Linked DNA regions of Homo sapiens: region 2 is linked to region 1. A link is an interaction called in ENCODE POLR2A ChIA-PET data of the cell type or tissue named here. Cell type or tissue: GM12878. All regions are shown on one strand. Links, peaks and the distances in the headings refer to the core of each region. The heading gives the core; the rest is flanking DNA.

Evidence for each region. ChIA-PET counts read pairs that join two places held together with the same protein. Peaks named below come from ENCODE experiments on the same cell type or tissue, not always from the same donor. Only the 100,000 strongest peaks of a DNase experiment are listed, where the experiment ranks them.
Region 2: POLR2A ChIA-PET joins it to region 1 with 5 read pairs; 25 of 35 experiments call an interaction of 5 or more read pairs at or near these places.

What each region holds. Positions count from the first base shown.
Region 1 is chr5:177,430,495-177,433,387 of GRCh38, forward strand. GRK6 (G protein-coupled receptor kinase 6) reads left to right here. Exons shown (of 16, transcript NM_001004106.3): 2 at 378-473; 3 at 1,501-1,613; 4 at 1,739-1,816; 5 at 2,212-2,312; 6 at 2,653-2,745; 7 at 2,853-2,893. Among named protein-coding and RNA genes, the nearest start is that of GRK6, 5.3 kb to the left of the region's middle. RefSeq lists enhancers at 1,156-1,375, 1,866-1,985. In GM12878, for the core only: no CTCF peak of the experiment used is centred there; a DNase peak (open chromatin) is centred at 1,277; H3K4me3 peaks cover 1,613 bases; H3K27ac peaks cover 2,162 bases.
Region 2 is chr5:177,503,600-177,506,492 of GRCh38, forward strand. It overlaps DOK3 (docking protein 3), which reads right to left. Exons shown (of 6, transcript NM_001308236.3): 4 at 1,412-1,511; 5 at 1,144-1,316; 6 at 1-1,061. The coding sequence ends at 384. Among named protein-coding and RNA genes, the nearest start is that of DOK3, 4.8 kb to the right of the region's middle. RefSeq lists an enhancer at 1-860. In GM12878, for the core only: no CTCF peak of the experiment used is centred there; no DNase peak of the experiment used is centred there.

The DNA.
Region 1 (2,893 bases), core at 302-2,801:
TAGAATCTCTCCCTCCCGGGCCTTCTGCACTTCTCAGCACTGTGACGTCCTTCTCCCCTTTCTTCACCGGGGGAACTCCTACCTGGCGGGAAGCAACTGGGGCTGGACCCATTGTTGGAGCTACTTGGAACACTGTCCTCCCGCAGCGACCTCACTGCCTCTCTTGGCTCTCCCAGTGCAGGAGCCTGAAGCAGGAGAAGCACGTGTGTCCTGGAACGCAGCAAGGGCGTGCTGGAGCGTGCAGAGGGAAGGCCTGAGGTGCTGTTCTGCCTCAGCTCTGCCTTGGCTGGGCCCTAGAGGCCGTGGACCGCACTGAGGACCCAGAGGCAGTTCTGAGGCAGTGGGACTCGAGACCCAGTGTCCTATTGCTCCCACAGGTGGCGGTGGAAATCGCAAAGGCAAAAGCAAGAAATGGCGGCAGATGCTCCAGTTCCCTCACATCAGCCAGTGCGAAGAGCTGCGGCTCAGCCTCGGTGAGGCCTGGGCAGAGACTGGGGGTGCTGAGGCGAGGGGCCCTGCTGGGGCCGGGGGAGCCTCCCCTGAGACCTTGCCCCGGAGCAGAGGGGCAGACTTGGGGGCTCCAGTGAGCAGGAGGATGAGGACTGCACCATTCAGCCCAGTTTCAGTTCCTGGGCTTGGGACGGGTGGAGAGCAGACAGCAAACAGGGTCACACCGAGGGTGGTTGAAGCGGGTGTCGGGAATAGGGCAGGGGCAGATTGGGGCAGTTGATTCCACTTTGAAAAGGAGAGCCAGCTAGGGTGAGCAGGGCCCACAGGACAGAGGGAGCAGCAGCTGGGCCAGCCCACAGACTGACTGCCTTGGGACCCCCAGGCTGGGGCGTAGCCTCCCAGGCCCAGCCCTGAGGGGTGCCCAGCAAATCCTTGACCAGAAGCCCTCAGCCTGGGCAGTGTGACAGGGTTACTCCTGGGAGGGGACAGAAGGGCCCAGGACCCCAGTTCCTGCCAATCTTGGCCAAGGCCCCAGGTCTGAGCAGCACCCAAGGTTGCTGAGGCCCCCGGTGGCCTGCACGTGCGCAGAGCACACCCGGGCTGCTTCCACCTCCTGGGAAGGAGGCCCAGCTGAGAGCCTGCCGGAAGCCACAGCTTCCTCTCGCACTTTCGCCAGGCAGGCAGCAGGTGTGGGCCTGGCCCCGGCTGGGCTGGGCCGGAACCTCACGGACCGCACCCAACCCCAGTACCGTGACATACGCAAGTCGTGTAAATCAGGAGACAATGCAGGGAGGTGGATGGAGGCCTGGGCTCTGGAGCCAGACTCCCGGCTGTGTGACACTGAGCTAGTCAGTTAGCCTCTCTGGGCCTCACAGCCCCAAAACAGCTGTGCCCACCTGAGGGTTGTGGTGAGGGTTCTGAAGAAGATTGTGGCTACCACACTGCAGAGCTGGAAGCTGTTGTGGGGGCCCAGGGCCTGGTGGTGTGGGCACATGCCCCACCCATGTGCTCTCGGGCTGTGGACCCAGCAGCTTCCATCACTGCCAACAGAGCGTGACTATCACAGCCTGTGCGAGCGGCAGCCCATTGGGCGCCTGCTGTTCCGAGAGTTCTGTGCCACGAGGCCGGAGCTGAGCCGCTGCGTCGCCTTCCTGGATGGGGTGGTGAGTGCAGCCCAGCCCTGCCCAGCCCCGCGGGTGGCCGAGGTCCTGGCCCCATGTGCCCCTCCTCCCCACACCTGCTGCTTGCCCTGCCCAGACCTCCAGCTTCTTTGCTTTCCACCCTGCAGGCCGAGTATGAAGTGACCCCGGATGACAAGCGGAAGGCATGTGGGCGGCAGCTAACGCAGAATTTTCTGAGCCACACGGTGAGTGAGCAGCGATGGAGAGATGATGGGAGCCACCAGAGCCCCGTGTCAGGCACAGGAGTGACCACAGTGTCAGGCTTCTGAGGGTGGTCTCTTCATACAGACACATGTAACACACAGCCTGGACAGAGAGTGCCCTGGAGCTGCTCCAGGCAGCACGGCGGGCATGCAGCCCAGGGTATGGGCTGGGCTTGGGCCAGGCGGCCTCCCAGTGGCTCTGCTGCGCTCTGCCTCATGGGTGGGCAGCAGGAAGGACTTCAGCAACCAGGCTGGCTGGCACACCCTGGCCTGCAGCCTCTCATGGCACCAGCCCGAGTTGCCTGACCCCTCTCCCCTGGAAGTGGGCAGCCATCCAAGGGAGCCCCTGCACTGACCTGTCTGGGGCTTGTTCCCAGGGTCCTGACCTCATCCCTGAGGTCCCCCGGCAGCTGGTGACGAACTGCACCCAGCGGCTGGAGCAGGGTCCCTGCAAAGACCTTTTCCAGGAACTCACCCGGTAAGCCTGTCCCTGCCCACAAGCCTGGAATTATGCCCAGCGGAGGGGGCTTCTGGGGGCCAGGAAGACTGTGAACAGCTCGGTGGCTGGTGAGGGAGCTCAGCTGCCCAGCCCTGGCCTTGCCCCTGCTGTGTGACCTGAGCAGGCTGCCTCCCCTCTCAGTAGCACCCACAGCTTCAGCACAGGCTGTGTGTCTCCCCGCTCAGGGGTTAGCAGGAGGACTGGCCGACGACGATACCTGTGGGCTAAGCCTGTACAGAACGGGAGGCCTGGCCCAGCAAGCCAAGAGCCTGAGGTGTCAGGGGCTGGCGGGTGAGCTGGGCCTGCCTTTCCTCAACAGGCTGACCCACGAGTACCTGAGCGTGGCCCCTTTTGCCGACTACCTCGACAGCATCTACTTCAACCGTTTCCTGCAGTGGAAGTGGCTGGAAAGGTGAGCTCCCTGAAGGCTGGGCCGGGACAGGCCAGGTCGCCGGGGTTCTTCATAGGCCTTGGGCTCTCCTGCTCAGCCAGCGTTTGCTTCCCCACCCCTTGCCACAGGCAGCCAGTGACCAAAAACACCTTCAGGCAATACCGAGTCC
Region 2 (2,893 bases), core at 274-2,773, 73 kb after region 1:
GAGCAACATGGAGTCCTAATGATTTCCATCCCGTCTGTCTGCTGCAGTGGGTTTGAGCCCACGGGTGGCAGGTAAGGCCCAGGTCACCTGTGCCCCTGGAACCGGCACAGGGTGCTTGTGTTGGCCGCAATGAACGTGGGCAGGGGCGTGTGCCGTGAGTGCCCCTGCCGGGAGCTGCTCTGAGCTTTATTATCTGTGAGTCTGCACACTATTCATGAGGAGGGCAGGGCAGGGCTGAGGTCCTCCACAGGCGGCCTGCCTTGTTCCTGCAGGCCAGGGTGGACACAGGCGTGTGTCTGCATGGGCCCAATGTTTGCCCACCAGCCCACCCTCCTGTCCCAGGGGGAGCACCTCTCCCCTCTGGCCACCACTCTGCTGGGCGTTCAGGGCCGGTCACAAGGGGCTGGGCCCTTCCTCCGCTCACGACTCAGCAGGGTCACCAGCTTGGCCTTGAAACCTGCCTGAGGGTCAGGGCGGCCTGTGCCCTCCACCTGATCCAGCTCCAGCAGCCGCCGGTACTGGGCCTCCAGGGTACTGTCGTTGGCCGGGCCGGGCCAGCTCAAGTCCTGGCCGTTGTGGTAGATGGGACTGGTTGTGGGGCTGCGGCTGCCGGGGCCCTCGTGCGGCTCAGGTTCCCCACCGTGCAGCGTGGGGCTGGCCTCCAGCACACACAGGTTCTCATAGAGGTGCTCATTGCCTGGGGGCCCACTGGCACGCTTGCACACTGAAGCGTAGAGCCCGGACGCCAGATCGTTGGGCTCCGGGCCTAGCAGTAGCGGCAGGCTCTGGGGTCCGGGCTCGGCCAGGTGCATTTTCCTGGACGTGGGTGGCTCAGGTCCTGGTGGCATCTCCCGAAGCTCTCCGGGGGTGTCCAGGGAGGGCAGAGAGGTGGCCCGTGGCAGGGGGCAGGGCTGGGGCCTGGTCAGCTCTGGCAGCCGCTCCCGCTGGCGGGCGATGGCCCCGGCCACAGCCCTGCACAGGTCAGGGGCACAGGGGGTGCTGAAGGCAAAGAGGCCCTCACCCGAGTGGCAGCGACGGCCGGCCTCAAAGGAGAACACGCCCTGGGCACAGGGCACACGGGTGGGGATTAGCAGGAGGGTCCAGGGTGTCAGCCCCTCACCCTTTCCCACCCCTGCACCTCACCTTGTCGGAGCCGAACTTGCGCAGGAAGTGGTAGGGCCAGCTGTAGAGGGCCTGGGTGCCCTTGGCCTCCCTCAGCTGGATGGCGTCTGGGCCCAGCACCAGCAGGGCCGGCCCCTTCAGCTGGCAGCGGGTGGCGGCCTCAGTCCTCTGCACCACCACGGGAAACTCGCCCACTGTGGCAGGTGGCCAGGACAGCTCCGTCAGTCCCAAAAAGACCCAGCCCTGGGTGTGGGGGGCTGAGGCTGCCCTTGCACGTCCTCCAACTTACCTTCCTGCCAGGAGGAGTAGATGGAGTTTTCCTCCATGGGGACCAGGCCCCTCTTGGGAGACTGGGCATCTGTGGATCCTGAGGAGGCCTCCCCTGTCCCCTGGGGAATGAGTTCAAGTCAAAGGTGAGAGCACCGCACTCCCATGCCCTGTCCCCTCCCCTCAGTATCCCAGAACTCCACAAGCCAGGGGGCATCCAGGGGCCTGGGCTCCAGTTCCAGCTTTGCCCGGCTCGCTGCATAAGCCTAGGTCCCCTTCCGAGCCTGTTCTCCCACCTGGCTCCCCACTGAGAGTGCTGGGCTGGGCAAGAGGCACTGTGCTTGAGGGTGTCTGAGAGCTGCAGATCACTGGGGACACAAAAGGATGTCCCTTGCAGCCCCTGGGCTTGGCTGGGCCAGCTTCTGTATGTCTGACAGCCTAGAGCAGTACCCCAGGTGTCTTCCTCCATCTCACCACAGCCACCTGCTATGACCCTGCAAGGTGCCCCCAATCTCTGCCTCATCCCCACACCCAGGCCTTCAGCATGTCCCCTGTGCTCTTTCCCACTCAGCTCCTCTACTAGCACCACCCTGGCCCATAGCAACACAGCCGGGTCAAATGCCACAGCTTCCTCACCAGGCTCCTTGCTCCTGTCAACTGCCTTTTTTTTTGACATGGAGTCTTGCTCTGTCACCCATACTTGAGTGCAATGGCGAGATCTCGGCTGACTGCAATTTCCGCCTCCCGGGTTTGTTTTTTTTCTTTAAGATGGAGTCTCACTCTTGTCGCCCAGGCTGGAGTGCAGTGGCGCGATCTTGGCTCACTGCAAGCTCCGCCTCCCAGGTTCACGCCATTCTCCTGCCTCAGCCTCCCAAGTAGCTGGGACTACAGGTGCCCGCCACCAGGCCTGGCTAATTTTTTTTGTATTTTTAGTAGAGATGGGGTTTCACCATGTTAGCCAGGATGATCTCGATCTCCTGACCTCATGATCCGCCTGTCTCGGCCTCCCAAAGTGCTGGGATTACAGGCATGAGCCACCGCGCCCAGCCCGCCTCCCGGGTTTAAGTGATTCTCCTGCCTCAGTCTCCCAAGTAGCTGGGATTACAGGTGCCCACCACCATGCCTGGCTAATTTTTTGTATTTTTAGTAGAGACAGGGTTTTACCATATTGGGCAGGCTGGTCTCGAACTCCTGACCTCAGGTGATCCACGTGCTTCGGCTTCCCAAAGTGCTGGGATTACAGGCACGAACCTCCATGCCTAACCTCAACTGCCTTTTGTTTTTTGATTTTTAAAATATGATAAAATACAGAGAACATAAAATTTACTGTTTTAACCATCTTACTTTTTTTTTTTTTTTTGAGACAAAGTCTTGCTCTGTCGGCCAGGCTGGAATGCAGTGGTGCGATCTAAGCTCACTGCAACCTCTGCCTCCCAGACTCAAGCAATTCTGCTGCCTCAGCCTCTCAAGTAGTAGCTGGGATTACAGGCGTGTGCCACCACAC